Regions from separate parts of the Homo sapiens genome. Here region 1 is linked to region 2. Evidence: read pairs that join two places in POLR2A ChIA-PET (ENCODE). Cell type or tissue: PC-9. All regions are shown on one strand. Links, peaks and the distances in the headings refer to the core of each region. The heading gives the core; the rest is flanking DNA. Region 1 overlaps CPED1 (cadherin like and PC-esterase domain containing 1). Region 2 overlaps CPED1 (cadherin like and PC-esterase domain containing 1).

Region 1 (16,952 bases), core at 7,358-12,357, 100 kb after region 2:
ACAAACTGCTGCTGTCCTTGTCATATTTATAACACACTGTATCAGCAGAATGGCCCAATACCAAAGGGCAAGAACAGTTTTAGCCGGTCTGACAACAGGTGCACACATTGCGTATGTGAAATTAAAACGATGTGAACAATTATGTCAACCGCACTAGCAAGTGCGAGATCATCAAATGCTAATAGCAGCACTTTTAGAAATAAGAGGTCCTGATTATTCCCACAATTCCAAAGGTATATTTTTAATGGAAGAGAATACATTTCACCTGGCCACCACTACAACAACTTCACTTGACACAACACTGCTGGCCCAGAATTTAGAAAAGAATGAGTGTTACATAATGTTAATTCTGAGTGTTCACTTGCCTCTCTCTCATCTTGAGAGAGTTGCAAAATATTTCCTTAGAAATCCCTTTGCTAGACTACATAAAAGTTGTTTTATAACTGGACACTTTTTATTTTTACTGAAAGGATGTCAAAATCTGAAAACTTTATGCCATCTGAGATAAAGCAAAGGACAGAATGTTGTCATAAAGTACTGGGAGCATTGGATGCAGCAAAGTAGAGTAAAAAGAGAAGATTGGGAATCAAAAATCTGGATTTGAATTCTGGCCCCATCACTTGCTTGCTTCATCTACTGAGCTAAATTAATTAATCTACACACATCAGAGTTTTCTCACATGTGTAAATGAAGTAACAAATCCTACTATATGAGGTTGTATTGGGAATTAAATGAATTTTCAATATGAAAGGGTCCAACGTGGTGTCTCACCAATAAATTATGTTAAATATATGTAAATAAAACTGAGTAATAATATTATATTGTAACTTTATATTCGAAATTCCATAAGCCTTTCAATTAATTTGGTTTGATCTATGTCCTAAAAAGCATTTTTGCAATAATGTGTATGATTCCATATACCTGATATATGTTTTCCTCTACAGGAGCGATTATGTTTTAATGCATAAATATAATTTGTTTACTTATTAAATTTATTTGATTTTTTTCCTGGGCCTCCCATATCTTGGAAACTTATGTTTATTTTCTGTCTCTCCATACCAGGATGGAAGCTAAATGAAAGCACATGTTTTTGACCATTTTGTTCACTTTTGCTTTCCCAGCCTAAAAACAGTACTTGGCATATAAGAGACACATAATAAATATTCTTTGAATGAGTGAATACAAACATCTTTTCCTTCAATGTGTAGAAGTCTTTGTTATAAATACAGCCATGGAAGACTGGGAACAGAAAGTGGTTAAGACTTGTATTAACAAATTTATTTCAATAGAATTGTAAATACTAGCAAGAATGACAAATATAGAGTTAAATATTTAAGCAAAATAATGAATTTACAGTAAAAATTGAATAAAGAGCTACTTTATAAAAGTACTATATTTCTCAGTTACTTACACATTTAAAAATCTTTACTAAGACTTACCGTGAAGCCAAGAAATATAGCTCTTCAAAATATAGTAAGGCTGAAAAATAAAACTTGTTTTTTTTTTCACATAGCAGAAAGATTTTTTTCTGGATTTATTAAAGTAGCCATGTATTTATGACATCTTTTGATGTTCAAATACAACTCATATAGTAGACTTTGGATGTGTGTTATATATGACTAAAAGTTAAATTGCCTTCCTGGTCCAGATTTTGGCATTTTAGAAATATTATAGAGTCTATCATAGTGAATTATGTGTTCATTTTTGCACTGTAAGAATAAAATACAGATTCTTTTCCCCACTGGTGAAATGTACTCTTATTTTAGGGAATGTAAGAAGTAAATGGAAGGAATTTTCTAGGATCTATATCATATACATTTTCTATTTAAAACTTATGTTATAATTGCAGGACACTTTAGGGACCACAGGTTTCTGGATATGCAAGGTGAGGCTTGAAAGCATGTCCCTCTCCAAATGAAGCTTTAGTGTACTTCTGTTTGCATCTTACAGCTGACTTAACTGAATCTCAAGCTGATGATGGGAGGGCTACACATTTCTCAGAACTACTCCAGATCACTGAGCATCTTCTGACTGTACTCCCAAACCGTACTTTGGGGCTATCCCAACCTTCAACATCTAATGATAGGCAAGTTCACTCACCTGTGGATTTATATACAAATAAGAGAGATAAAAAAGTAATAAAGTTTGCTTATCAAAAATGTATTCCTGCAGGGCGTGGTGGCTCACGCCTGTAATCCCAGCACTTTGGGAAGCTAAAATAGGAGGATCACTTGAGGTCAGGAGTTCAAAACCAGCCTGGCCAATGTGGTGAAACCTTGTCTCTACTAAAAATAGAAAAAATAGCTGGGCATGGTGGTGTGCCTGTAATCCCAGCTACTCTGGAGGCTGAGGCAGGAGAATGCTTGAACCCAGGATGTGGAGGGTGCAATGAGCTGAGATCGTGCCACTGCACTCCAGCCATGGTGACAGAGCGAGACTGTCTCAAGAAAATTTTTAAAAATTAAAAAAAAATGTATTCCCAATAGAGCTTTGATGAAATAGCACCCACTTAAACAGGCATCACCAAAACCCATTATCACCTATATCCCTCAATGTAATTTTCCCAAGGGCACACTTCACAATGTATAACTATATATTATTTGTTTAATGTCCACTTCTCCTACTACTCTGTTCCATGAGGGCCTAGATTTGTCTGCTTTGGCCATTGTTGTATATGCAACTTACTGCCAGGTTCTAAATAAGAAGGAATGGATGAATAAATGAGCAAATGAATGAATACATAAATGTAAAGTATGAGCTTATTTTTTATAAATACATGCATGCCCTTTAATTATTTAACTATTAGGTGGAAAAAAATCTACCAGAATATTTCAGTCAAAGGTTCAATATTTGCATCTCAAACCATAAAATATTCATGACCTCTTCATCTCCAGTGACTCTCCTCCACTTCGTTTCAAACACCTGCTCCAATGGCCATATCTTAGACATTGTGGTCTCAGAACAGCCCCTCCCCTGAAATTATAAAATGAGATATTCCATTCTTTGATTGCACTGAAGTGTCTGGCTCTTCTCATTTATTTCAAATTTATTAGTTCTTTAGTCATTAGTCTTTTCACCTAATGTGAACTTTTTTTTTTTTTTTTTTTTTGAGACAGGGGCTGGCTCTGTCACCCAGGCTAGAGAGCAGTGGCATGATCTAGGCTTACTACAACCTCCTCCTCTCAGGCTCAAGCCATCCTCCCATCTCAGCCTCCCAAGTAGCTAGGACTACAGGCGCATGCTACCACATCCAGCTATTTTTTAAATATTTTTTGTAAAGATGGGGCTTTTACCACCTTGCCAAGGCTGGTCTTGAACTACTGGGCTCAAGCAGTCCATCTGCCTCAGCCTCTCAAAATGCTGGGATTACAGGCATGAGCCACTGTGGCCAGCCTGAACTTTCTACTGGCCTCCTTTTTCCTCAGCCTCTCTCTCTGCAGTTCAGATTCCATGGTCCAACACTCCAACCACCCTCTATCTAATATATTAAATTTCCTTGCTGTGCTGCACTTCCTTCACATCCACATGGCAAAACATCAAACATGAAAGAGCTTGGAATCCACAGTAAATCCTCTGCCTTTAAGGAGCTAACAGCCCACCAAGAAAATCAGACATAAGCAACTAGTTATAATAAACTAGGATAAACCCAGTAAGTCAGGAGGCATAGCATGCTGTGGAAACACTGAGCTAAGGGACCTGAGGGAGATCTCAGCAACGTGCCTGTCCTGCACCTGGGCTGGGATTGCTGAGAGATACTGAAGAAAAGCACCCAGTGGGACAGATTTTGGATGGCAAAACCGATTCTGCCTCTGTCCTCTGGCTTGTTCTCATCATTCTTTCATTTGTCTATTTAACATTTTTGAGCATTTTCTAGGTAACAGGCATGGTCTTAGGGTCTGGGAATGCAACAGTGAAGCACCCTATCCAGGTTCTAGCCCTCACTAGGAGGGCTAGTGTTTTGCAAGAAGAGCAATAAACCATTAATGAAATCACATAATTTCCTATGGAGATAAGAGTTCTGGTTTGTTAAAGAATGATCCAGGAGCTCTTTTAGATGATTTGGTGATTAGTCTTTTGATTCTGATTAATCCAAATTAATCCAAATTAATCCAAAATGATTAATCCAAAGTAAGTCTATTATAACTAATGCTTGCCTATATTGTGAATATTGTGTATGAAAGAAAATAAGTAATTAAATTAAATCAGTAATTTATCTTCCTATCTTTTCCTTGCCTTGAAGAATTGTCTTTTTTCTCTTGAAGGTCCTTGCTGTTGACCTTGAAGGCCAGTACCATAATACTTTTTATTGTGAGTGGCAAATAGCGTCAGATAGGAAACAAGAAATGACTGGCAATGATGATAAAAATGGAGCAATGCAATGCTACTTATTATCTTGTTAAGTAGCTAGTAGGAAACCTAAATGCGGTGAGTAGTGGAGAATTTAAAGGTTGATAACTCTATGCTGGTCTTTATACGTAGGTCCGACTTTGAAGAACTTTGATTTGGTTTACTAAAGCCATGTCAGGAAGGAGGCAGATGAGGAAAACTGGACTTAGTATAGACAGAAAAAGAGTGCTTTTCTTGTTTTGTTTTCTGGATGGATGAGTACCCTGATAGAATTTCAGAAGGCGAGACTTTTACTACCTGAATCGCAGTATTTTCTAAAAACCGCAAGCCACCCCTTCCATATTGCAGAAAAGAGGTTAAAAAAAAGAGGTAAAGAAAGAAAGAAAGAAAAGAAAAGAAAACAGTGAAAGTAACCTGAGTCACTAAACCATAAGAGGGATGCCTGAGACCTGCCCTAAGGAGGCATTAAACCATACAGGGGAAGCCTGGGAAGAGAGAGAACTGTGAGGGCCTGAGCAGTGAGTTCTGTTCTATGGAGCCTGATTTGGTGTAGAAAGAGCAAAGAGAAGCAGCAACAGGATGGTCAAATAATGCTATGTGTAACTGAGAAAGAGAGAGCTAAGGTACAGAGAATGAAAACATTCCAGTATTGGAGAGAAAATTTCAGGAAAATTAATTTGTTGTGAAGACACTCAGTAAACAGAAAGGGAGTCTGTAAGCCTAGTTTCTATTAGAAGGGAAGAAGGCACAAAAGAAGAAAACAGAAGGAATAGCAGGGCAGACCCTGACTTGGACATCCCAGGCTAGAAATTAATTAATGATAAATGCTGTAATGCCTTAGTTGCCTTAGTTCACATCTGAAATACTGATACCTTATAGATCGGTCATGATTTTTCCTTATCAGAAGACTTTCCATCAAATCTATAAAACAGTAAACATATAATCTGAAGGTAAACTCTGAGAATTCCTGGGTAACCTCAATGTTTAATGCCCATTCTCCTCACTCAAAACTTTGGGACCATACGGTGCCTTTCTGAAAAAGGTGTACAACACAGAGCTGTGTAACTGAAGGAAGAAGAGAGGAGAGAATGGAGAATGGAAGAGTGCAAGTTGCAAGACAAAAAAAAAAAAAAAAAATGCAACCTGAACAGTTTCGCAACGCTTCAAACTCCAGCAAATGTAGAATCATGCTGGGTATAGCTTCGGCTCCAGTGAGGCTCCTTCCTTCCCCAAGCTAACCCCTACGCATAGGGTGAATCTTGGAGGCAGAAAGAAATTAAAGGCAAAACTAAGAACACAAGGACAGTGTTTTCTCCTAAAGTGCATATCTAGGATCACCAGCTGTGACTTCTAGCCTTCCTGTGCCTGGTGTTCATTGTTGTCTGCCAGCCTCCACCTCCCCTGGAATGCTCATTCGTTTCAACCAATGTGAAGGAACCTATACTCTTTCCCTTTTCTGCTTCTCCTAAATTTTCCCTTTTCTCTTTTCTGAAAAAGTATCTTTTTCAGCCTCCTCTTCAAGGCTCCTTTGAGATGCCACCCACGTTGCACAGCTGTGGGTCAGCAGTTTACTATTTACTGTAACCTCACAGACATAACACAGATCCAACTGAGATTACAAAAACACAGGGATAGCTGAGAGATGGTGGTCTTGACAGTTTCCTTCATTATGTCTGTAAGAATAAGACAGAACTTGAAAATAAGATAGAACTTGAAAAGATAAAGAGAACGTAGTTCACCTTTTTTTTTTCCTTTTTTGACACAATTTGATGTGATTCCCTATTTTGGAGCCAATGAAAATCACTCCTGAGTGTGTCCCTCTTTAGTCTCTTCTCCTTCCCTCTGCTTTCCTCTTCCTTAGACTCTTCCCCTATCCCTGTCCTGTCTTTCTCAGACACTCACATAGCACTTAACAGAAGGAAGAAGTTATTTTCTTTCTATCTCCAAGCCCTGATTGCTTTTGCTGGTGTTAAAGTAAATGCTCTCCAGCTGACTCTATGAGGTTTCTTATTGCCCTCTGAGTCTTACCACAGTGTCAGCAGTAGTTAAAGGACGTCCGTAATGAAGAAAATAGAGAATTGACAATCCACAATTATGAAATAACAAGCAGAGGACAAGGAAAGACCTTGTTCTTTTGAAAAATGTTAATATAATAGCAAGTCTCTGTCCCCTGATGCCAAAACAACAAGTTAATTCAGCAATTCAGCCTTAAAATAGTAAGTCTATACAGAGGCAATATAGCAGAAAGGAAAGAGCATTGGGGCAATTACAACAACAATATCAATACCTAAGCATCATGCGGTCGACCAAACATTTTCACAGATGCCAGAGACTCTGAATCTGAGTTTGAGGCTTTTCCAGCCACAACACAAAGCCTCCTGAATCTCAAGTCTCTATTTCCCCCAACCCCACTCATGATCAGCTGACACTAATTAAGTTCCACTTGATGAACTTCATTTTCTTCATCTGTAAATGAGCACTGACACCTTCCATCTACTTTTTGTGCTACTGTAAGAATCCAAAGTGACTCAGTTTAGACAAAAGCATTCCAAAATATGGAGTCCCACACAAGCGTAAGATATTACTAGAGAAATAGATCTTAAAGAATTGTCAGACAAAAGAACATGTTGAAAAATTAACATAGTTTAAGTAAAAGCCCTTAAATTTTTTTTAAATGGGGAATAACAGCTTTTTTTGTTTGTTCGTTTCTAAATTTTTTTATTATACTTTAAGTTCTGGGATACATGTGCAGAACGTGCAGGTTTGTTACATAGGTATACATGTACCATCGTGGTTTGCTGTACCCAAACAGTCATCTACATTAGGTATTTCTTCTGATGCTATCCCTCCCCAGCCCCCCACCCGCCGACAGACCCCAGTGTGTGATGTTCCCAGAAATACCATTTGACCCAACAATCCCATTACTGGGTATATACCCAAAGGATTATAAATCATTCTACTAAAAAGACACATGCACATGTGTTTATTGCAGCACTGTTCACAATAGCAAAGACTTGGAACCAACCCAAATGCCCATCAAAGATAGACTGGATAAAGAAAATGTGGCACGTAAACACCGTGGAATACTATGCAGCCATAAAAAAGGATGAGTTCATGTCCTTTGCAGGGACATGGATGAAGCTGGAAACTATCATTCTCAGCAAACTAACACAGGAACAGAAAACCAAACTCCACATGTTCTCGCTCATAAGCAGGAGTTAAACAATGAGAACACAAGCCTTTAAAATTTAATCATATTGTTTCATAAGCGTTCTGTCAAATTACATGTAGGATACAAAAAGGTAGTGTTTATATATGAGACATTAAATAATTTTAAAATACTAAATAAGCCATTATCTCTATGATTATTCTCTGATAAAAACTCAGTGCTAGAGCAAACATATCATTATAAAAATACATAGGGGCATGATGTCATACATACAGTGAACATACTTCTTAGATTTGGGGGCTGGACCAGAAATTAGTCCATTTGTTAATTGTACAACTACATATGACTTCATTTTTACTTTGTTATGTTCTATAAATAAATTCACACATTAGGATATTAGCCCTTTATGAAACATTACATTCTCTGTTTATCGCTCAGAAAATATGGTCACAAGTGTCTACTCTTAGGGTCTTCCAAGGGTTCCCCTAGAAATTCCTGAATTCCTTGCTTTAATTCTCCATTCAATTTTCATTCTTCTCTATCTACTTTCCCAACCACAAAATGTGCTTCTCATCCTCCCACCTCCATCCTGCCCAGTTTGTGACCTCAGTTGTTCTCCTAGCTCTGCTGTCCCCTTTGCATTTCACTTCTGCACACACACACACAGCCCAGAGTTCTGCAATGGGTCATCATGAACGAACTTGTGGCAGCCGGCCTAGAATCTCTTTCTGGCACAGAGCAAACATGTCCTCCTCTGGGCAGAGTCCAGCCTAATGGAACACCTGCCGGATGTAAGGGTAGAATTCAGGCACTGATTTAGGGATTAAGAGATTCTCCATCCACTGCCTATCCAGTCACCACATTTATACCCCCTGGAGGAGGAGGATAGGTTCTAAGCCCATTTCAACTGTTTAACATTGTCAATCCCATGCATAGCATCTCTGGCTCCTGCCTTCTCCCCTTGGCATTCAGATGCATGTAGCAACCAGTTCATCTGGATTTTCCCCAGAAATCCAGGGCTCCCTTGAGCTGAACAGATGGTTAAGGATGGATAGCCAACATCCTTCATGCAGGTGGCTCTGCATCTCCAGGGCAGTAAAGATCGGCTCCACTTCTTGTTGAATGAAGGGCTGCAGGATAGAGGCACATACCTGGCAAACCCAGAGAAACGTTGCCTTATCCTATTCATGGAGGGACCATGGTATTAAGAAGAATGTGGGGAAGAGGTACCACATTCCACATAAAAGAAGTAGACCAAGTTTCCTTCAGCACACATTTATGTCTGGGCATTCATTCTGTTTTCTTGCTTACTCTTATTACCCTCATGGCTATTCACTCTCCGTGGCCTTCTTATCTGGTCCTTTCAGTTTACTGGCCATTACTGACATGCAACCTTGGCTCTCCTTTGAGACAACCCTGGGTAACACTTTCTCCAACCTGACTGAGATCCAAGAACTCTCCCTCCCATGCTTTCCCTCGAGAGGTGCCTCCACTCTACCCTGTCTACCTGTTCCTGCTCATGTTGCCAGATGCTGCACAATCACACTAACGTATCATAACAAAACCTCACATATTCTTTCAAAATCAGCCCTGGAGATCTCCAAATTACATATTCATTCTAGAATGTTTAAGTATCAGATGGCCAGATTCTTGCTCCTACAATCAAAAATTGGCAGGAAATGCCAATATCTAAAATTCCCAAATATAAGCACTCTTTCCTAAAGGAAGGAATAATACATGATCTAATACTGATATCAAGTTTTCAAGTCCTTAAACTCTCTAATCCTTTCTTTATGGGATCAATTGTGTTGCAGAATAGCTTTTGGCTTTCTTCTGTGGCTGGCTGGAAAAGGAATTTCCTTTCCTAGAGTTCTAGTTTATTCTTAAAGGGTCTAGCAGTAGGTCTCAGTCAGGTCTAAAGTGGAAATCATGTCTTAGATGGTCAAACAAATTGCTTTGGTCTTCTTAGGAAGGCAGGAGGTGAAGACATCTTTTGAATGAAGGAAGACCTGGGTGGGGACGTTGTTTGGGAATAATCAGAGTTTAAGAGCTGAATGGAAAATACGAAAGAAGAATTCAAGGACTGCTGACCACCACAGAGAGTTCTATACTGAATACGCAATGAACTTACACTAGATCTTGTTCATCCATTCATTCGACATATTATGTGCCAGGAATTGTGTAAACTTGGTCTCTGCCCTGATCCAGCTGACAGTAATTTATTGGAAGGTTTTGTTTTAATGCTAGATGTCACAGGGTATGGTTACATTACTATAAATGCTTGGTTACTTTGGAAATGTGCTTAGGATTACGTACACATTATTGGATAATGAGACATACTCCTATTTATATCCCAGAAAAGGGGCTTCCTTTTAAGATATTATTTTACAAGAAAAATAGGAGACAATTCTAGCTTGTGAAGTTTATATGTCTGACAGAATATATTTCCGCAAATACAGTTTATCTGCTCTCAGGCAAAACAAGTTTGTTAAAAGCAAACATGGTCATACTTTAATCATTGTTTTTTTAAAAGAAACATAGTACACTCACCTCCTTTCTTCCCTATCTTCATATACTCCCCCACAAGAAAACTAACTCTGCCTCAAACCTATCTGCTTTTAAAATAGCTTATGTAGTTCTAAAATACTTAGATAAGTAGGTTTAGCTTGTATGATTGGGAGTTTCAGATGTGTTATTAATGTTTTCACTGTTTATTCAGAAAAACAAAAGATAGTTCTTAAAGATAATAACAGAGAGGGGAGTAAAGGGAAACATTCAAAATCACTTCTGCCCTCTGGGTGTGTCCAGTAGGGAAGGTTTACTGCTCAGTATGAAAGTCAGCTTTCTGATTGATGCTTTGCTAAGGTCGGGTAGTTCCTTCACTACTATAGAAAAGTTAATTTCCTGTTCCATTTTTCCTGAAGCATTTGTGCACTTTGGCTAAATTAATACTAGATTTTCCACTAGGGAAGAAGTAGGCTTAGGGCTGTAGCTATTGGAATGCTATTATACTTCCTATTGCTTATTAAAGAAACAGTGAAACATCAAGAGGAAACTCAATTGTAGCAGCACAATTTTGGACTCCTAGTGGCATTTTGAAACATAACTTTATAACTTGGCATTTGTATAGCACACTATACTATAAATTTTTAATGAAAAGAGTGTTTCCAGTAATCACATTTGTGTTTTATATATATATATGTGTGTGTGTGTCTTCTTTTCCCAAGAGGCACCAAATGCAATGAGAATATTTTAATGATATCATTCTTTTGGATATGAAAATATATATTCCTCTGTCTTTTATAATCTCAATGTTTTTCAAAGTACTCTCAGCTAAAGTGTCTAATTAGATCCCATAGCACCTCTGTGACAGGCATTTCAATCCCTGGACCACAGACTAGGAAAATAAAACACAAAGAAGTCACTTGTCCATGGTCACTCAACTCTTCATTATGGAAACTGGGATTCCCCATTTCAGTCCCAGGTAATTTCCCTTTCTCTTGGAAAGGCTGAATGGGTCACGGCAGGATCTGTTTCAGATACATGAACTAATTTAACAGTTTGTTCTGGTGGTTTCTAGAAGTCTGCACCACCACCCTAACGCCACCTACTTTTTCCTATGCCAAAAGAAATAAGAAATATTATGACCCCGGAGCAATATTATTTTTTAAGTAAATTCCATTTTCTTCCCATAGTTACACATTACCATCAGGCTTCTTGCTCCACCTGACTCTTCCTAGATTGGCTACCCCAAATCCCTCTCTCAAGCATACTCAAAATATGCTCAGGTCAGCAATTACCAGCTTCAATTTGTCAAGATCAGCTGTGATGTATGTTACAAGAGACTTGCTATGAAAAGAACTAAAATATCAAAATTTATGAATAATTTATGTTTAATAAATGAGGGAAGATATGTTGCATTCTGACTCCTGGCAGTCAAAGTGACTTTCTTGAGCAGATGAGGAAGTATTATACACATCCCTGGAAACCCCGTGGAATATGCTTGCATTTGACTGTATCTATAGGTGCCAAAAAGGAAAGTGGACAAGTAGCTTCAAACATTTACCTGAGCAAAATGTACCGAAGAAAACACAGGGTGACAATCAAAAATACATGCTACATATGCATTATTGAAGAAAATATAATGTAACATATACCCAGTGCTTGTTTTTGAGATGAGAGCTTAAACCCAGCTTCTCAGGGGAAGAAAGGACACACATAATATTTATTGAACATTGACTCTGGCCAACAACCATGCTTGATGCTTTCAAACATATGATTTTTATTCAGTTCCCACAAATAGGGGTTAGTTACGTTTTCCAACAAGAGAACTGAGGATTTAAAAATGTAGATAAAATTTACCAGTTGTCCTATAGCTAGGATAAAGCTGGAATTTGGACCAACGTATTTCACAACATACCCATGATCTGCTAGGCTTCTTATTCAATATACTTAACAGGCTTGAGATTGAAAGCTGTGCTGAAGATTGTAAGATCTATTCTCAACAGTCATATGCAGAGTTACAGAGTTTCCCTCTTACCAAGTTACTCTGACTGGCCTGCACTATAAATGAACGGTAGGGGTTCCTACTGAGAACACCCAGATAAAGGTTAGGGACACCAAAGGTAGTTATATGTCAAGGAACATGATAAGGCCCATTCTGCACTGCCAAATCCATGTGTTCTTCTTGATAATTATTTTAATCCATCTATTATTTTGGATCGTAAATACCCCTAGCCTCTATTAGTGAATTTAATTGAAAGTTGAATAAAATTTTTTAAGATCCTTATACATGGCCGACTCAGTCTTTTATTGTCACGTTTCTTTCCGAACTCCATATGTGGTAAGTCAAAATGCTTAATGTTACATTTTGAACAAGTCTCCAAAAAGTGCAAAAGTTGACAAAGTTCTGTTTACCTTGCAAATTTCCAAATTTGGTGTAGTTTCTGCCACAGAACGTAAATCCTATGTTAGAACATGAGCTCATTCTTTTAGTGAGAACAGATCCCTTGGAAAAAATATCTAAAGGAAGCCAAGGGGGAAAACGAAACCAAAACATTCCTTTCACCCCAAAAGGCCACAGACTCAGAGTTGATAACAGGAAGCCCTTTTTATAATGTCAGTGTATTTAGTGCTTTCCATTTCAGAGGGTTTATCTTATATGAATTTTCAATTCCATTTAAACAAGAAACAGAATTGCTTAGAGGGAGAAAGAAGCAGAAGTTCCTGCCACTATCTGAAAAAACAAGAGAGAATGACACTTATAAAATGATTAATTCTTTGATACATATGACATTTAATATAACTTGTTGAAATTTGAGCTTCATCAAGCCTTCATTAAAATGTATCTAATGTAAACAAATTTGAATTTGTTTAAGTTCTCTCAGTATGAGCAATTTTTCACCCATATGCATATTTCATTATAAAAATTTAACATCGCTCTAATCAACTGTCTCAGATAAATTCACAAACATTAAATGCTCATCAGGCAGCCTAACTAATTCTATGGAAGTTGCGTACCTGTTAGTGTGTTGATAACATCTCTTGAGAGCCTCGTATACATAAACTCCTGTATTTAAATTCCATCAGCAAGATTTTAAAATCTACATCTTCCAATCCAGTTACAATATAAAAATTTATAAAAGGAATGGCTCAATTTTAGGTAGGATCAATCTGTTAAAAATGGAAATTCCTTAACAGAAATAGAGGTTAGATGATGGTGACAATGAGGATAAGAAAGAAGAGATGTAATTAGAAAGGCACAATGATTAGGAAAGGATGTTATTTTTATTATTATTATGGTAGATACTTGAGAATGTTTATAGGCTAAGGACTTCAATGAGACAAAGGAGCTGATGATAACGAGAAATCAATGATAGTTAATTAATCAAAGATAATTAATCAACTTTAATGTAGAAGTGGCATGATGATTACCATTAGCCAGAAGTCCAAGAGATAGTACAGTAAAGAGATCAAGGGATACTTGTACAGGAAAAAGGAGAAGTGGAGGACTTTTGAGTTCAGCAAGAGAAAGAAAAGAGGGAGAAGGAGTTCCTCTCATATCTTGCCCTGCTCTAGAGTTGGCAAATTCAAATTCATCATTCATTTATTTATTCATTCATCGACTGAATATTTATTCAATGCTCACTATGTATCAGAGGCTGTTTTTACACTGGGGATGTAGCAGTAAGCCAATCAACTAAAGCATTTGATCTGAAGGAGCTTATATTCTGTGTAGAAAGACAATAAACCAATGAATAGATATGTTACTCAGGGTCCAAAATCTTAATCTCTTTCCTCCTATCTGCACTGAACTCACTCCTCCCCATCCCCAGCTATAACATGCTGTTCATCTCAGCATCTCAGACTTTAAAAAAAAAAAAAAGGATTCCACAAAACTGAAGACTTGCCTATAAATAAGCAAGTCTGACGTTGAGTGATATATCAGCCTCCTTAAGTTTGGTTTTGTTTCAAAAGATTCATTTTACTGTGAAAAGGCAACAGCTTAGAGGCTGGGGGATAGAGAGAGAAACTCAACAAAGCTTTCATCTCAGACATTTCTTATCCAAAGACTTATGTTGATTGCAGCAATTATTTATTGCTCACTGACTTTGTGAAGGCCAAATGTTAGGGTCTATAGGGTCCACAGAGAGGAGGGAGTCTTCAAGGAAATTAAATAATAATTATTTTCATAGTTAATATTTATTGAGTGCTTTCTATCTGCCAGACACTTTAAGTGCTTCATGTGATTTATCTCATTTAAGGATCATGTTAGCCTGGGGAGTTGGTGATAATATATCCATATTCAGGTAAGGAAACTAAATCCTAGAGAGGTCAAGAAATGTGCCCAAGGTAACAAGTTAATAAATGGTATTAATTTGAATGCAGTGTTCATGTACTTAACTATTCTGCCTTCCCAAATTTATTAGTTTCCTAGAGCTGCTGTAACAAAGTATTCGAAGCTGGATAGTTTAAAACAAGAGAAGCTTGCTTACTAAATCTCGTAATTCTGGAGGCTAGAAGCCTGAAATAACAGTGTCAGCAGTTCCTCTGAAACTTGTGGTGGAATCCTTCCTTGACTGTCGAGTTTCCGGGGGTTTGCCGCAATCTTTGGTGTCCTTCAGTGTGCAGCTGCATGACTCCAATCTCTGCCTTCAACATTACATGGCATTCTCCCTGTGTGTCTCTGTCTTCCTATGCTGTCCTCTTCTTTTTATTTTTTATTTTATTTTATTTTATTTTATTTTATTTTATTTTATTTTATTTTATTTTTTTTCGAGACCGAGTTTTGCTCTTGTTACCCAGGCTGGAGTGCAGTGGCACAATCTCAGCTCACTGCAACCTCTGCCTCCTGGGTTCAAGTGATTCTCTTGTCTCAGTCTACTGAGTAGCTGGAATTACAGGTGCCCGCCACCATGCCCAGCTAGTTTTTTGTATTTTTAGTAAAGACAGGGTTTCACCATGTTGGCCAGGCTGGTCTCAAACTCCTGACCTCAGGTGATCCACCCACCTTGGCCTTCCAAAGTGCTGGGATTGCAGGTGTGAGCCACCACGCCCCATCTACTGCCTTCCTATAACACCAGTCATATTGGATTAGGGGCCACCTTACTCCAGTGTGACCTCATCCTAACTAATTATATCTGCGATAACCCTATTTCCAAGTAAGGTCACATTCTGAGGTACTGGAGTTTAGGGCTTCAACATATCTTTTCAGGGATGGGGTACACAATTTAACCCATAATACCAATGAATGGAGTTAGCATATGGGGCTATAATAAAATAGAAAGGACATAGGTCTCAGTCCAGTCCTGTCCACACTATCAACTTGTTATGTTACTTTGAGAGAGCCACTTTCTTTCTGTGACCTTCTTTCTCTTCACTTAAAAAAGAAAGATGTTGAACTTAATCATCTCTAACTTATTTGCAGTTCTAACATTCTAATGTTCCTTCATTTATAAATAGTTACAATGAAACATAAGTTTTATTAGGGATGTTTAAGCACACATCCACTTATGGAGATAAGGGCTGCTATAATGAAGGAAGTGAAACTCCATAGGTTCTCAAAAGCTTTAAGAATGATCATGAAGATTTCTAGAGGTATTGAGTAGAGCAGGCTCCCTGGAGGAGACTCCTGACAGAAGGAGAGATGTGGGAGTTTAGAAAATAGGCAGGCTGTTGGGTGGATTATGGATTATGGATTACACATAGAGACAGGGTAGAGATAAGGCTGGAAAAGTATGTTGGAACATGCCAGGATCAGTGTGGTTTCTACTCAATTGAGTGCGCTCAACGTTACAACTCCTGAAAGCTTTCAGCAGAGGTATTAATGGGACCTGTGCACAGACTGCCTAGAATATGCAGGCAGATGGAGGGGTAACTGGTTAAACCACTGAATGAGTCTAGGTTAGTGACAACAAGGACACAGCATTGAGATTGTGAAGATAGATGCTAAGATTTTGGAATCTGATGAACTCTTATCTGAATTAATTTGGAGGACTAGAGAAAATTCCACTTTACATAGCCATAAGGGCTGTGCTCATGTGATATTTACTAAAATTATAATAGTATAATAAAGGGCTAAATGCACAGCATGGTCCCAGAGAGAAATTAGAAGTTAGAGCTAAAAAAGGAGCACCATGTCTACAGGCAATATATAAACCACAAGGAGGAAATCCAGATCTGGGCCAGATGCCAAGGAGAAGAGGAAGCAACATGCAAGCTGGTTGAGACTAATGTTTCTGAATAAGGGCTGTGAACAAGGCAAGAATATTTTGGACTTTGCACAACAATGTAAATATGATTAATACTACTTAACTGTATACTCACAAATGGTTAAGAGGTTAAATTTTATAATATGTGGGGTTTTTTTACCTCTATTAAAAATTTCTAAGGATAATTCCCTTTTCTTTTTTTTTTGAGACAGGAGCTTGCTCTGTCACCTAGGCTGGAGTGCAGAGGCATGATCACAGGTCACTGCAGCCTTGACATCCCTGGCTCAAGCAATCCTCCCACCTTGGCCTCTCGAGTAGCTGGGGGGCTCCAGGCACATGCCATCAATCCCAGCTAATTTTTTTTTAACTTTTTGTGGAGATAGGCTCTCCCTATTTTGCCTAGGCTGGTCTTGAACTCCTGGACTTAAGTGATCCTCCTGCTTCAGCCTCCCAAAGTGCTAGGATTACAGATGTGAGCCACCACTCCCAGAGTTATTGAAGAAGAAGAAGAAGAAGAAGGAGGAGGAGGAGGAGGAGGAGGAGAAGAAGGAGGAGGAGAAGGAGGAGGAGAAGGAGAAGAAGAAGAAGAGGAAGAAGAAGAAGAAGAAGAAGAAGAGGAAGAAGAATAAAAAAAACTGAAGAATGTTGTGGTCTTTCTAATTTGGAGCTCGCCATGTCGCTCAGTGGCAGACCTCAGATTTGGTAAGGAGCCAGGCCAGATGGAT
Region 2 (16,952 bases), core at 4,497-9,496:
GGTAAATACTTGTAGCAGGAATCAAAAGGCTAATTTAACTCATAGGAAAACCATCCCTATTTTATAGACATGGAAAGTGGTCCATAGATGTAAGCAGATTTGTCTAAGGTCATAGAGTTTGTACAAGGACTTTCTTACTGCACACCGATCCCCAGACCTGTAGAAGTATGGCTTGGGATTTTTCTTTTCTTTCCTGCATATCCAGTGCTATAGATCTAATGCTGGTGATTTATTTCTCTCTCCTTTAAAGTAAAAATGCAATTGGATATTTGCTTATTACTCAGCCTGAAAGGATGTAATCATCGTCCTATTCATGTTGTAAAATCACATTTCTTTAACAGTAACTCCTTGAAGGCATGAAAATGAAATATATTTCCTTAGCATAATGTTTTTCTTCTGTGACTTCTGAGTTTAAAGTAATGATTTCTCTGTGTGTGATTTGAACAAATATTCTTCATGTAGATAATCTGAGTAATCAAGCACATAGAAAAATTCTTATACCTTTCAAATATATCTGAAAAAATTTCTAGTAGAAGTTATTCAGAAGTTATTCTACTAGAAATTTCTACCAAAGCATCAGTTTGGAACAGTATGTTTTTTAAACAGATTGATGAGGCTATGGTACCTGGAACTGTTAGATTCCGGAAAACTAGAGACCAAATAAGAAGAAGCTGATGTAGAGGGGAAACATAGTGCATATGAATACGGATATATATGTAAATAAAGGGATGCTTGGAATTTCCTCTCCTGTTTGAAGTCCCTTTCTCTAAATTTTAAAGACTTGCTTCATCGAGCTTCTAAGAACTGCTTTTACAGGCTAGGAATAGGGAGTGAAAGGACAAATTGTTTTGAGACAAAGAAGACAGAGTGATGTGTATAGGAATGCTCTGTGTCAGCCAGTGACGCAATGAGAGAATGACCGCCCTATAGGCAGACGCTCCATAGAGATCTAACAAAAGCAATGAAATACGTCTTTATGTTGCAGAAGGTAGAGAATACAAAATATATCTGAAGAGTCCTGGGAGAGAATCCATTTCTGCTGCCTCAGTAGCACTCAGAGAAATAAAACACAAATTTTCAGTTCTATATCATAATATCAGGTCATTTAGATAATTTAAAGGAATTCCAGTTAACAGCAGATTTGAGGCTCAGGTTGTAATCAAATAGAAGTAACACAAAAGATTCATGGGTACAGTAGTGCAGTCTTACATGTTAAGTATAAAATGCCAGCTCTAACTGTACAGTAATTTTAAAACTGGTATTGTGTAGTAAGTTTAAAACTATGTGTTGCAAAATCTTTTTTGTTGTTGTTGTTTTTCCAAGGAAAAAAGTTTAGGTCTTAATTTTTGGGCAATGGGACAGGGTGGTGTTTTTGAGCTTGTGGTGACTGGCTTAGACTAGAGTTTTATGGAAATCAGTCCAACATCCCTGACATATTTTGTATGATCTACACATAAGACAGTATAGCATGTTTATAAGTCATTTCTTCTAAGTCAGTATTCCATATTCCATAAAAATATCCTATATTTGTGTACTTTGCATATTTATACCACTCTCAAGTAAATTCCTTGAGGAGAAAGAGCTCTAGAAAATATCATTGAATTTCCTTATATGAAAAAAACATTACAAAATGTACATTTCTTCACTTAAATGTATACTCACAAGTTTATGACTAATAGGCTTAACTTTTCCATAGAAAAAAATTAAGATTATTATATTTTATGATATGAATTTGAGCTGGAAGAATGAATTTTCTTAACATATAGTCATCTGAGGGATATCATTCTTTAATAGCACTGCATATTAAATTTTACAAAGTGTTCTTAAGTGAAAAAACAATGTCCAGTGGCTGGCAAATGCTGAAATCATTCCAAATAATTGTGTGGCCTAGGTAATTTAAATTGTAGTGAGGAATTATCATCATTCGCAATCTACTTAAAAGCACAGCTTTCTTACTGTAAGTATGGGTTATAAAATAACTTTTTTAAAATAAATATGTTTAATCCAATGGGGGAAAAATGCTCCATGCTTTGCTAAGCATTTTTGCCTTTTTTCCTCTTGCCATTGGACAGCTCAGACTATTTGTACAATAGCAAAAAAGACCACTAGGGGGCAATACAGTAATTGTTTTGCTCCATCTCACTGCTATGTAGGCTTCCTTAGTGAAAAAAGATTGCTGTTTCTTCTAAATTTGAAACCACATTTTAATATATGGAAGGAAAAAGGCTGTATTTCATTTTAAACTTACAATGAATAAATCACATAAGACAAATGCAAGTCAGATTTTCTCCTGAAGGGAGCAAAAGCCTGTCTTCCTTCAGCAGACAAATCAGTTTTACCTAGTTGGCACATTTGAGGATATTTTATATTTAGAATTTGTCAGCCTTTGAGACAGATCTCAAGGAATAAAGGATATTGTTAATAAAAATCTCAAAAATGATATACATTTAATAAGTTTCAAAACGTACTGGTAAAAACTTACTTTTTTTCTATACCCAAAGTAAAAGTGTAAAAATCATTTAACTTCCCCACTGAGTAAATATTCTGTAATAAACTTAAGCATTAAAGCGATTAATTTTTGGAGACAATTACTGCCATTATTTTCACTGTTATTACTTTGCACCCACATACCACTTTGTAAAGGAGTTATTTTTATTACTAATTATTCTTTTCAGCAATTTGATGAGTGGAGTCTCTATTCTAATTCATTTCTCTCTCCCTGAATCGGCTGAATATTAGCTACTATGCCAGGCACTGAAGATTTGTTTCCTACATAAATAAAGAATAAGCAAACTCTCTTCTTTTAAGGATTTCAAAAAGATTTAGGCAAGTAGATTTTTCCTCTTGGTTTTTGTTCTCCTGTTTGCTGACTTCATGTGATTTTTTCCTTCCAATATATTTTCCTGTCATCAGAAGATATTTAACATTACCACAGTGATGAAAAAGTTAAGCCTTGTTGTTAAAGTCTTAGGGATAAAGATTTATAAAATTAAATTCAATAACTCTCTAGGTGTCTGTACAGAAATGAAAACATTTAGGAAGATTGCAGGGAGTTTTGCCTTAATTCATGGTCCATTTCCCAAAGATCCATCTTAACAATCCTTTCTTGCATGAGGGTAGTGAAGAAAGGGAATACAGCTGTTCTGTCTTCGAACATCTCTACGGCTTAGCTGGCTCATCTATTAAAGAAATAATAAGAAACTAAAAAATTAAGATGGTGCTGCTCTCTATGGACGCTTAAAGTGCTTTGAAAGATTGCTTACACTAGACCTCTTTTCCCAGGCTTGGTTTTTACTCTAAACACTTGTTTATTTTATAAACTTGTTATCGGCAAGGTGTAACAGAAATCAGAGTGACATTACTGTGCTGGGCAACGGCAGAAAGAGGAAGAGCCCGCAGAGATTAATTTTTAAGAGCTTCTGTGAAGTTCACGGGCAATACACTTCCAGGATCCAGTTCAGAGAAACAACACTTGCTCTTTTCAAGTCCATAACTGGGTCCCATCCTCATCCCAGCATATACCTTCCCTTGATGGCTCCAGGGAGAAGCAGGCTGTGAACAGGACAGGTGAAGGGGAGGAGCTGAGAAGGGAAACATACATTCTATCCTCCAAAGTACTATTGAGGAACTTTTCCATCTTTCAAGCATCCAGAAGGAGGGAAGAAGGAATGAACTTACCTCACCTGATTTCACACTGAAATCCCTGAGTATTAGCTTACCTCCATTTTTCTGGATATATAATTAACACTTGCCTACTGATTTTCTAGTATTAAAGGCAATAATAATTAGCAAATTTATTCATTAGTGTTAGGTTTTACCTTTACACTGTCATAATACATTATATATATATATGTAGGCATATATACACATATATGTGTATACCTATATAAAGCATTATATAGCATCTACCTATATAAAGCATTATGTTAGTTAATTATATTTGCATATGTCTATGCGTTCATTACCCTAGTTCAGAAGGGAAAATATGCCTGAATTAACAATGATGGAATATGTAAATCCATAATACTATCTTCTGTTGTAGAACCTGCTCTTAAATCATATTTTCCCCAAATGGCAGTTTTTAATAAGTTATTATTAATGAGGTACCTTTAATTAAAATAAGGATGATAGACAACGATTCACTGATAAACATTTTTGAGCATCTGCCATGCGCCAGGAACTCTGTGAGGCTCTGGAAATGCAAACACATTGCTTGCCTTTTTGAGGCTTAGAGTCATCTGCTTAAGTTATCATTTTGGCCAGATAAAGATGATCATCATTAATGAATAGTTTTCTTTACATTTAGGATAATCATCCAAGTTCAGCCTTCAGAATTAACGAATGTACAAAATGACTTGACAAATCTTTTAATAGAACCAAGTTGGGAATGAAGGAATGAATGAATGAGTGAATGAATTGCTTTTTAAAAAGACACAAAGTTGCTATAAAGAGTATTAGTGCAATCTAACATCAATGTGGGCTGATTACTTTGCAGTTATTATAAAAGTTTTTAAAGTAAGTCAGCTTTGGTCACAAGTTTATTCAATTACATGCTGGTTATTTATAATTTCTATTTATATAAAATCATACTTTAAAATGAACACCCTGATGCAATTTTAAAATTTAATTCAAGCAAAAGTAGGTTAAGTAATACGTCAACTCTTTTTACAAACTCTCAGGAGAAGACTTTTATTCACATTCTTTCTACAGCTGACATAAATCTCCCGGGCCTAGCGAAGGGCCAGATGCTCAGTCAAAAGCCTTTTACAAGGTCTGCTTCGTAGCCTGCAGTTTTGGACATAAAATGAAGATCAGGGGAAGAACACTTCCTAAGGTTGAAAAACCATACTGTCACTTTATACTTTCTTCCAAAGACATTACTCATTTTTACCTTGGGAATATATAAGCAATCTCACCCAACATTATCAAAGGCAGTGCATAAATATTGACGACAAATGAGGCTAACTTCATCCCTACAACTGTGTCATATTTCCAAAATGAATAAGGGATATATGCATCTTTTTAAAAGGAATCTTGTACATAACACCATTCCTCTCTTTGCCACAGTTCTCCTCTGCCCTCTGTGCACATTTGCTGATTGTATTGATGTGAGAGGGAACTGCAAGCACTGGAGATGGAAGAATGGTCCCCTGAAGGCCAGTGCAGCGGTGGTAGAGAGCTGGTGATTTAGAACTTACAAATCTGACTTGAAAAAAGGCTACGGTATCCCAGATTTCCCTATCTCTATCAAAGTGGCCCTTATCCAGAAATTCAGATTATGACATCTGTCTATTGCATTTACTGGAAAACAAATGATCATTTGTATAATATTTACCTATATCATGTATATATCATTGCAAAGTAGAGTGGCTGGCTTATAGCAGTTAGGGATAAAGTAGACTCAGGCAATTTCTTCATGCAGTTAAAATTTTTTTAATGACCTTTGATTCAATTCAATCGAAGAGACATTTATAGGGAGCTGATTATATGCAAGGAATCATCTTCATATAACTTTATATCTGATGTCAAATATGGAATAGCAACAAATCTAACATCTTCAAATATGGGATGGCTGATCAAACAATGAATTAATTTATGTCTTGACTGGACAAAATAAGGCTTTGGACAAGCTTTTCTGCCAGAAGTCACAAATCTCTTCAGCGATACATTTTCATAAAAATAGTCAAATATGGTCAGAAGTACAAAGAATCTTCAGACATCATAAAAAGTTACAGATATTACAGTTGCCTCTCTGTTGGGTAACTTATTTTGTGATTTACAACGGATGAAGGGATGACTTGTGACTTTTTGCTCTAAGAACCGAATTTAAATTTATGACATTTCTTGCAGTTAATCTTTATGACCTGTGTTTTAAGACAGACATAGATGCATTTAACCAAAAGTTATAGTTAGAATATTTGTGAAAGAATTTTACTCGTGAATTTATAGATACAAACTGAAGTTTTATAATTAAGAGCTTTTTAAGGGAAGACATTTTAAAATAAAATATTTCTTAAAATTAGATTTATTATACTCATCAAGTAAATGATATTGTCTTAACAGCAACAAATAGAGTTGATTTAAAATCAGATCAAATGGTATAGTAAGCAAATATTACATTTGCGAATTTTTCCCTTTCAAAACTTCCTCTGATTTTAGGTTTGAACATCCTTGGGAAACATCTAACACTAAAATTTTTAAATATTTTATTATGTAGAAGGGCATTAAAAATAGTTTACAAAGCTTCTATTTTCCATTATTCCTCAAATTTGCATTTCTTGATTTTTTTTACTCTCTCCAAAGCTTTAACAGATAAAGTATCTCAGCAGAAGACCTAATTGGAAATAAATGAGCTCATAGTTATATCTGTTATTGCCTTCATACCTTCTTTAGCTGCCAGAATGTTCTATAAATGTTCACTGATAACTAGTTTAGTGGGCTTGCCTCATCACACAGTACATAAATCACTACTGATTTAACTAAGTCATTTGGGCTTTGAATTCAGTACTCAGTACACACACACGTGCACATACACACACACACACAAAATTATGTTTTGTGGAATTTAAGGACAGTGTTTAATAACATGCTGGTATAGCGTGGGTAGTTTTTAAAGTGGGTTTGGTTTTGTCCTCCACATTAGCAGTGAGAAGTTTCTGTGTATTTTTTCACATCTAAAAATACCAGTAGAAAGCAGTATTTCTGAGGATGGTTAAGTAATTTAACAGATGAGTTATAATCTATTTGTTTTAACTGAAATAACAAGTACATCAGTTGAAGGGTAAATAAATATCCTCTTGTTTTCTGAAACTTATCTGTATCATCAAGCGTAACTTTGAACTAGTAAGGAAACAATCACTTTCTCCACATTGACCCAGGAAGCTGCACTACCTCCCTCTGAGGAGATAACAGTATTGTCCAGAATAATCAGGCAAGATCTTGAAAAGATAAATCCCAAGGAGAGGATGAAAATGACAAGAACTGCATGCTTTCCTATGCTACAACCGCAGCTTGCATCTGTCTCACAGAAAAGACAAAAATATGAATAAGAAAGGAGATAGTGAATGAAGCATGAAAATCTAAAGAAAACCAGATCACAAGGAGATTTCTTTTTTCATTTATTTTCAGGAAATACATAAATAAAAACTATCATAAAAATTAGCCTGTTATTTGTATCAGGGTAGGGGGAGCGGCACTTACATACAAAGAGGAAAAATACTTTAAAAATTATTTAAAATACCTAAGAGCTTCAGTTTCCTGTTAAGATGATTCACTAGCCCAGGTGAAATGAGAATGAAGCAAGAATTTGATAACAAAGAAAAATAACAAACACCTCTTTGAAAGGGAGTCTAGAGCTATTGTGAACTGGTCTGACCAGTGGTAGCCACGGTCAGGGATAAGTGGAGTTGGGGGAGGGGAGTTGTTGGAGGCTATTTGAGAGGACAGGCTGAAGGAAAATATTTTCGTTTTCCTCCTAACTCTCCCCTGTCTTCCTCTAGGGCAATTATTGGTTGTTCCTTCCTTGTTAAGGATGCTAAGCCCAGGCCCAGGATTCAGATTGCTAAATTTCTTGGGAGAAAGGAGGAAAAACTGTATGGAGTTACTGGTCACATGTGGCATTCACTCCTCCACCCTACTGTCTGTCAACCTTCAGCCTTGATGACATATAACGGAGGAAGATGTGCTTCCTCCCTGTGCTTTTATGCCTAAGAGAGTTTAGGGGGTGAAATTCTGACCAGGGAAGTTACCTGGCTACAAAGGGAAGTGACCAAAAGTGGTTTCTTCATGTTTGGAGCACATTCTGTCCCTTCTCCTTGGATTCACCTGAAAGGACTGACCTTCCCCAAACATCATACTAGCTGGAATAAATAATGTCTGCAGGAGGACTTAAGCTCAAAGGACAAAATAGAGAATGCACAAAAAATACAGCTACTTCAAAAGAAAGGCAACAAACTGAACAATATATATCATGCTACCAAAACTGATAGATGAGGAATTTAAAATAAGCATGCCAGCAATATACTCAAGGAAATAATGGAAGATAGTAGCAAAATAAAATGTGAAAAAGAAGTCATTAAAAAGAACAAAGAGGAAATATGGTAAAAAATATCAGAAGTAAATAAAAATATACATAGTTTTTAAGTGAAGGGGCATGAGCATTTAAGTTATACATGCAGCATTAAATAAATAACTGAAATACAAGAAACAACGGATGAGACAGCAACAAAGCTATAGCGTAAGAAGGATTTTGATATAATTTGGATATTTGCCCCCTCCAAATCTCATGTTGAAATATGATCCCCAATGTTGGAGGTGGGGCCTGCTGGGAGGTATTTGGGTTGCAGGTGTGGATCACTCATGAATGGCTTGGTGCCTTCCCTGTGGTGAGTTCTCCCTCTATTAGTTCACAGGAGAGCTTGGTTTAAGAGCCTGGCATCTCTCTTGCTCCCTCTCTCACTATGTGACATGCCTGCTCCCACTTTGCCTTCCACCATCAGTGGAAGCTTCTTGAGGCCTCACCAGAAGCCAAGCAGATGCTGGTTCCATACTTGTACAGCCTGCAGAACCATGAACTAAATAAACATTTTTCTTTATACATTTCCCAGCCTCACGTGTTCCTTTATAGCAATGCAAAAACGGACACAGATTGTACGATTCAAAAGATAAGATTGAAGAACTGTCTCAGAAAACAGAAATGCTTCCAGAAAGCAGATAAGAAAAGCCAAATAATATAAATAGAAATGGAAGGATCAAATCTGGTCAACAGGAGAAGGAAGAATAAAAACAGTGAGCAAAAATATTTCAAGAAATCATGAAAACAAATTTTTAGAATTAAAGATTAAGGACATCAGACTCAAATTGAAAACACTCAAATAATAAAAGAAATAAATCCAGGAGGGCATTGTAAACAATGTGGGGAAGTAAGGATGGTAAGTGTCTTGATAAAGTTTTGTTTTGTTTTTGAGGAAAAAAAAAACCAAAAAAGGGAACAAGTGATTATTTCAACTAAAACTAAAAATCTACATTGTGATAATGGGATTTGGGGACATGGTACAGAGACCAAAAGAGTCTTGAGAAGGCAAGGTTGGGAAGCAGATAGAGATATTGAAAAGTCTAAGAAATCATAGGAAAACATAAACAATGAGTGCATGTTTTAAATTAACAGTGACCACTGTATGTTATATAGGTAAAGAATGTACAACTTTTAAACTTACAGAAGAATATGTAAGCTTTTCAGTGAAAAAGCAAAGTTTAAGAGGAGAAAAAGAAAGCATACTAAATAAAAAAATAAGATGGCAGAAATAAATTCTAAAATTTGCTCATGCCTTCTTCTTGAGGTGGAAGATTTTCCAAAATTCAAAATTCAGTTTATGAAGGTAAATTCTGAAAAAAATCAAGTTCAGTCATTTTCTAATCTGTTCAAACTATGAGGGACCCTATGCATTCTTTCCATTTCTATTTCCTCTTTTTGGTATGCAGAACAATAAAATACTGTAAAATCAAAATTTCTTTCAAATTTATCAAACATATTGTCACTAGATCTCATTTTCAGCCAAGTTGACCTGAGCTACCTTTTATAACTTATTAAACTTTTTGGGATTATTATTGAGTTCTTCCCTGAAATCTTCCCTATTATCCTTTATGTCATAGCTTGCTATATTAGGCACACTTGAGAGCTTTATTTTTCACTCAGCAAATATTCCATATTGACTGGTGTGATGAACTAGCATTATGCTTCCTAAGGGTGAAGCAAAAAGCACAAAGGCAAAATTGTATTTTCATTTGTTGCCTTGACTATATTTTTCTTGAATAAGTGAAAAATTAAGAAAAACAGAGTATAGCTGTGAACTAGCTCTGTAATAAGTAGATCAAAGAATTGAACTATCATGATGAATTGAGAAAAAAGAATGTAGCCTTTGTGATCCCTAGTGAATTAAGCTGCTTCCAGTTCATTTTTAAACCTGCACCTATTAAGTGAAAATCTTTTCTTGCGGCAATAAAAAAGATGTGATCCTTGTTCAATGGGATTTGATAACCATAAAGGTGGGAAAATGGCAGCCCAACTCACTTTACTTTACTTCAGTGTACTTACGTGAAATAATAGCTTCAACCGAGAGCTTACCTTGACAGTGAAGCGTTTTTTCTTTGGTGGATTCCAAACTGTGCCCGTCGAATGAATGAATGCACGCAAAGGGGTTAAGGACGTCACCAACACATACGCTTTAAGAATCACAGATAGATCTTCGGCTCGAAAGATTGTTTCATGTGGAGCAAGGACTGTCGTTTCATTCCTAAAAAAAAAAAAAAACATAGTTAGCGCTCCATAATGTAGGGTTGAGTACATAATTTGTAAATTACCTACAAGCTTTGTAAACTGCTTCTATCCTTTGTAGGACGCCAGCCCTCAGTGTGTGGGTTTCCTTGAACAATTTCAGTTGCTTATTAGCATCACCACCAGGTGGTGGAGAGGTACAGCGAGAAGGAGTCAAATTGGTAATAGTTCCCCACTCTGGCAGATTTAATCAAAGTATTTTTAAAAAGTAAAAAAGGTGGCTGAGCGTAGTGACTTATGCCTATAATCCCAGCACTTTGGGAGGCCGAGACAGGCGGATCATGAGCTCAGGAGTTGGAGACCAGGCTGGCCAACAGGGTGAAACCCTGTCTCTACTAAAAATACAAAAATTAGCTGGGCATGGTGGCATGGGCCTGTAGTCCCAGCTACTTGGGAGGCTGAGGCAGGAGAATCACTTGAACCTGGGAGGCGCAGGTTGCACTGAGCTGAGATTGCATCATTGCACTTCAGCTTGGGCAACAGAGCAAGACTTTGTCTCAAATAAATAAATTAATTAATTTAATTAAATAAAAAGGTGGAAAGGTAGTATGTAGAATAAAGTTGAATTTAAAAAATAAATATATAAATTAGTTACAGTACCCGTGACCTCAGATGCATGATACCATTGCAACAAAAGTGATATAAATTACAGTTTGGGTGAAACTTTCTAAAAGCTTCTACCTCTGCCTACCTTTGCTCTATTTTTTCTTCTCTAGAAAAAAATGTTAAGTTTTTAAATAGTGGACAGGTCACCAAGAATATGCGAAAATACTTTCCCCACTAGTTCAATCTTACCTAATGTCCCTACTCCCAGATAATGAAGAGTTAACTTAAGGGATGAAATATTAAAAAATTAAAAAAATTAAAAAAACACCTCAGGCTACTAAGGAAAAGTAACACCAGTTTAATATTTTGTAATGAAACAAATATGCTTTCATCATAAATGATACCAAAATGTATAATTATTTGCTTTTCTACATCATATTTCTAAATGTTAAATATCTAAGTTTGATCAATGAAAGGACTGTGCTTTTATACATATATATTTATATATATATTTATATATATATTATTTATATATTTATATATATTTTTATATATTTTTATATATATATATTTATATATATTTTTATATATTTTTATATATATATATTTGAGACAAGGTCTTGCTGTCACTCAGGCTGGAGTGAAGTGGTGCAATCACAGCTCACTGCAGCCTCCACTTCGAGGGCTCAGTTGGTTCTCCTGCCTCAGCCTCTTGAGTAGCTGAGACCACAGGCATGCACCACTGTGCCTGGCTAATTTTTCTATTTTTTGTATAGATGGATTCTCACTATGTTGCTCAGGCTGGTCTTGAACTACTGGGCTTAAATAATCCTCCTGCCTTGACCTCCCAAAGCACTGGGATCCCAGGCATGAGCCACTGCACCTGGCCTACTTTAAACTTTAAAATTCTAGGTTGGCACAAGATGCATATGATTCTTCAATAAATACTATTAACTGTTTAAATACTACTTAATAATTATAAAATTAGATGAGGCAAACTTATTTGTGTCTTGGGTAAGATAATTAAAACCTCTTAATTTTTAACTATAATTTATCTACATTATAAAATCCTTTCCCTGGAGAAAACTTGGATAACTTGATACACAGCAGATGCTTTCTTAGATGCTAAGAGCCATAAAAAAAATAGCAGAAAAAAAATGCATCCAGCCATATTCATAGTCTAAGGCAAAGTCATTTGAGTATAAAATGGAAGTTAAAATTTTATAGTTTTGCATTGTCAAGGTTTTAAATTCAATTTCCTTTAATGTAACTTATTAGATAAGAGTCCAATTTACCCAAATGTTTATTTTCTGGCAGGACAGGTTTGAATTAATCTAGGAGAAAGTCAATGATGGCATTCTTTATTTAAAAAGGATAGCTGAAAATTTATGTAAGAGAAACTAATAATTCACACATGTGAACCCCCCATATCTGTTCTGTGCTTTTCTCTTGTTAGCTGTCTCCTACAATGCATGCTGGTTATAACAATTCAAAATGATTAGCTTACAGCTGTTCACGACTCCAGTCCCCTGGTTTCCACACACGTGGCTTCACTGTTTTTAAAAGGTGACTCGAAGTACTCGGCTTTAATTGCATTCCCTGATCCAGACACACAGAGGGACTCACTGGAAGTTGCAGTTCTGAAAAGATTCAAGAGAGCAGAAGACAGTCATTTTATTGTTTCTTTCTGGAACTGCTTTGAAAATAGAGTATGCTGTATTAAACTGCAGGGTACATGAGAAATATGCAACCATTTTTCTCCCCATTCTGAATCAAAAATGGATCCACTAAGTATGAATGCATATTTAGAGAGGCCTTTGTTTGCCATATGTTCTCTTACTACAGAGGAGGAAAACAACTGTAATAATTGATTTCATTTTCTTGCTCAGAAGGGGAGGTAGATACAATGTCTCTAACTGTCCAACATCAAGCTGATCTATCCTACAAAGCTAAGGGATGCATTCTCAATGAGGGGGTGGTGGCTGCAAGAGCAGACTTTTGTTTGTCATGAGAATATTACATAGAAAACTTGAGCTGATTTCCTGACAATACAATGCTGATATACTAAACTTTGTTATGCTTCCTGACCTTGGGAATCTCAACAACAGGGCTTTATTGTCTTATAAAATATTAATTATTGGATTTTAAGGTATATAAAAATAAAGAACAATAATAATGGTTTACTTAAGAACACTCATATGGACATGCTTAAAAATAAAGTTATTGCATATACATGATTACAAAAATCAAATATTACAGAAAGCAATCAAATGAGCAGAAAAAGCATCCTCCAATTCACTTCTATCTAGAACCTCTTCCCACCAAAAACCAATGCTTACGTATTAACTTGTAAGATCTGAATAAGCACATTGGGTCAGATGCATATATTTCTTCAATATAAAAGTTGATGTAATTAATATAAATATCAATGTATCTACATGAACCTATATATGTAGGTATTTCTGTTTGTTTTTTTAATTATCCCAAAGAGGTGTCATAATAATATATGTCTGGCTTATTTATACCTACTAACCCATCCTGGCATCCTTTCCATATCAGCATATTCAGAGTTATTTCATACATACCTCTTAATAGCTTAGGGTGCGTCATTAAATAAATAAATATACATTTGATTTAGCCATTCTTTATTGTTGTGTATTTACATTATTTTTGTAATGTTTTTCTTTTGCTATTTCAAAAGTACTGCAATGAATACTCTTATACATCTATTTTGGTGTACTTTTACAAGTTTGTCTAGTGGCGGATTTGTATTGGTATGTGTAATTGCCAGGTCAATGGTAAACGCACTGCAAATTTGTTAGACATGACCAGATTGCCTCCCAAAATGGTTGCTCCAATTTCCACTCTCTCCAACAGTATTTAGAAGTTGTTTTCTTAATCCCAGGTCACAGTGCTTTATTTTTTAATTATATAATTTATCTAGCTCTCAAAATAGAACAAAGCCTTTAAATTATTTTTCCCCTTTGTGCACATTTCATCAATACTAACATAGTCTAATTTAAAACACTTCACACTCTTAAGTAAAAGTCAGCAGAAGTCAAGCTGTTCAATGTATTCCCGTATCTCATTATTTAGCACAGTGTGATCTTCCTCCAAAAATGATAACTTACTTGTAAGTTTTCCCTTTTAATGAAGTTCTAATACATCATAATAAAGGAAATATTCAAATGGCTTTGGTTTTGGAGGTGATGAATGAACAGCCATTAAGTTAATTTTCTTTTCTTGGGAATCACAACTTTTAAAAAGTTGAAATGTTTATGTAAGCCTTTCAATTTGCAGTAATAAAATACGTGTTCTTAATTAAAATTTTACTAAATAGAGTTATGTTTTCAGAGTCTATTACTAGGACAAGTTTTGTTTCTCCAAAGAGCTGATTTGGAGGCTTCTTTTGTATAGTATGAGAAAAGTATAATTTACTCTGATTTCCCTCTTACCTTGCTGCCAAAAAGCACAGAATTGATTTCAAACCCAAGCACACTTGACATTAAAGAAGCTAGACATATTAAGTTTTGTGCCAAGATAGTATCTCAATGGTTTTGAGGAAGTTGTCAAAAAACATGTCAAAAGAATAAACAATTTTATGTCACTTTTTTCTGGTTTAGCTCAAGTGGAGCTATACATGAAACTGAAGGGGTCCAATACAGGAATTGCCAAGACTATGTCAGATTTCCACATGAATCTCTGAAACTGTGATCGGATAATGGAAATGAATACTGAGCAAAATAATGTTACCTTTATTTTTATATGTATACATATATCAATAAATTCTAGGCTTCCAATTATATTATTCCAGGCTTGGATGTTACTTTTTATTATTCTAAAAGAAAAAAAAAAACCTCTGTAATTAGCTGTCCCCTCTAAAATTATTCTCATTTAACTTGATTATAGCCACAACTTAGATATAAGCTTCATTTATATCTTTAAAAGCTGCAAATGCATTTTATGGAATTTTATAAATAATCGTGTAAACATTTCAGTGTCCTAGGCTATCATTTAACAGATAAAGGTATGTCTGGAGCACTATTTCTTGTATCTGTTGGCATAGCCTTCAAGGGCTCTCTCAACAGTCCAGTCTAATCCATTTATTAATCCATCCCCCTTCTCCATAGCCCAACCAACACACTCAAAGAGCCTAGAAATCTCCTACAAACAATGCTCAAACGACCTTCTGTTTTTGGAAGGGATTTGGGTGATGAGGCTGTATGACACAGTCTTCCAAATAGCCTAGTTCATTAACATATACTTGTTAAAAATGTTAAAGTAACTTAATATGGAATACCTAGGCATGACTCTTTAGGGCTTTCCTGCCCGCATAATATGCAAACTGAATGGAAAATAGATTAAAATGTGAAATACCATATGGTGGATAGTGCTGTACTTTTATTTATTGGCTACTCTTAGCTTATTTTAGAGAGCCCTGAAGCCTGTAACTTTATGATCAGTAAAGTTTACCCAGAATAAAAGTGAACAATTTGTTAGGGATGCATGAAGCCTGCTTTTCAATATCTTTTAATATCTGGTTGGCTAGATACTGAGCGCCTGCTTATGGGGAAAAAGCATTATGAAAATGATGATTAAACCAGAAACAGGAGACCTGGGCTTTCGTTTTGGTTCTTGTCTACCAACAATTAATAGGCTTGTGACATTGTTAGGAAGCCTTCTAAAATCCAGAATGTAAATCCCATGAATCTTCTGAACTTCCCATATCACTGAACACTATACTGACTAAAATAAGCACTCAAATAAGTGCTCAGGAAATATTTGAAATATTTGTTCTAACAATGAACTTGTTTTGGAGGTTTAAGCCAATCTATGGTTAGAGAACAAAATCATATTCCAATGAATTAAAAACATTTTATTCGATTACTTCTTTCCCTTCTATGTGACATATGAGTATATACACCACAGTCAAATATTAAACACTGAAAAAACACTTACACTGGCAAAGATTAGATGCCAAATTCATATTGCATTTGATTTAATGTTTTGCCTTACAACTAATAATTAATAGGGAAGTAATAATAAAAGTATAATTATATTTCACAGATGTTTGAATATTGTCTTGCATTTTGATATTAGAAAATTAGATTTAGCCAGCATTTTCTTATTTTAAAATTTTCAATAAAGATAAAGGCCTTACTTAATAATTCGCAATTAGTTTTGAGATTAGAAGTATAAATAAGTACCATTTATGAGTACATTAATTGTTCCTCCTGCCTGAGGGCATTGATAAGTCTTAGAACTTAGCCTACAGGTATAACAGCTCTGCAAATATAACATCAGAACTTTCACATATAGCAAATAGAAACTAATATATGCACAAACTGAAGTCACAGCCAGGAAATCACTCTATCAGTCAGGGCCCCAGAAGACAGCAGAGTCAAAGGAGTAACTGAACAGACTACCAACCATGAGACTATTAAAGAAGGGACTGTTAACAAACACATGGGTATAGTTCAGGAAAATCAACAAGGGGTAGAGGAGCTCCCCAGGGCCGACAAAATGGGAAGCTTTTACCACTCTTAGCCCAGGAAGGAGAAGTTTCCAGAACCAGGCAAAAGCATTGTTATAGGAAAGGCCATTAAGAAGACTATGGCTACAGGTAGAGGAACACAGCCACTTTCAAGCCAGGGTCCAGAGGGGAAGGAGCCTGGCAACAAATATTCCCAAATTATTTCCTCCTGTCCTCAATCTCTTGCTAGATGCCAGGGGACAAGGTTGCCCTGTGGATGCAGTCTGTGGAGGACGGCTCCCTGGAGATGGGTGTAGAGTGAATCTGAGGGGCAAATAGAGAATATTCAGCACAAACTCTACACTGTACTTGGTAAATACAAGTTTTGGCCCTAGTCTTCTCAGTAGCCACAAGTCCTGGAGAAACAAACAAACAACTGTGTGTGTGTGTGTGTGTGTGTGTGTGTGTACAGAAAAAGGGAGCAATATTAGCTTTGATTTCAAATAAGAGCATTTAGATGTGGCAGCAAGGGATAGCATAGGTTGAGCCACATAAAACTGCCTTTTGTTAGGTAAAAAAAAATTGTTGAATGTTGATCAA

Evidence for each region. Peaks named below come from ENCODE experiments on the same cell type or tissue, not always from the same donor. Only the 100,000 strongest peaks of a DNase experiment are listed, where the experiment ranks them.
Region 1: POLR2A ChIA-PET joins it to region 2 with 5 read pairs; 3 of 35 experiments call an interaction of 5 or more read pairs at or near these places.

Annotation. Positions count from the first base shown.
Region 1 is chr7:120,995,764-121,012,715 of GRCh38, reverse strand. All of the region lies in intron 2 of CPED1 (cadherin like and PC-esterase domain containing 1), which reads right to left. Among named protein-coding and RNA genes, the nearest start is that of CPED1, 16 kb to the right of the region's middle. In PC-9, for the core only: no CTCF peak of the experiment used is centred there; no DNase peak of the experiment used is centred there.
Region 2 is chr7:121,093,266-121,110,217 of GRCh38, reverse strand. CPED1 (cadherin like and PC-esterase domain containing 1) reads right to left here. Exons shown (of 23, transcript NM_024913.5): 6 at 12,387-12,519; 7 at 10,124-10,292. Among named protein-coding and RNA genes, the nearest start is that of CPED1, 110 kb to the right of the region's middle. RefSeq lists a silencer at 2,144-2,193. In PC-9, for the core only: no CTCF peak of the experiment used is centred there; a DNase peak (open chromatin) is centred at 7,337; H3K4me3 peaks cover 833 bases; H3K27ac peaks cover 1,989 bases.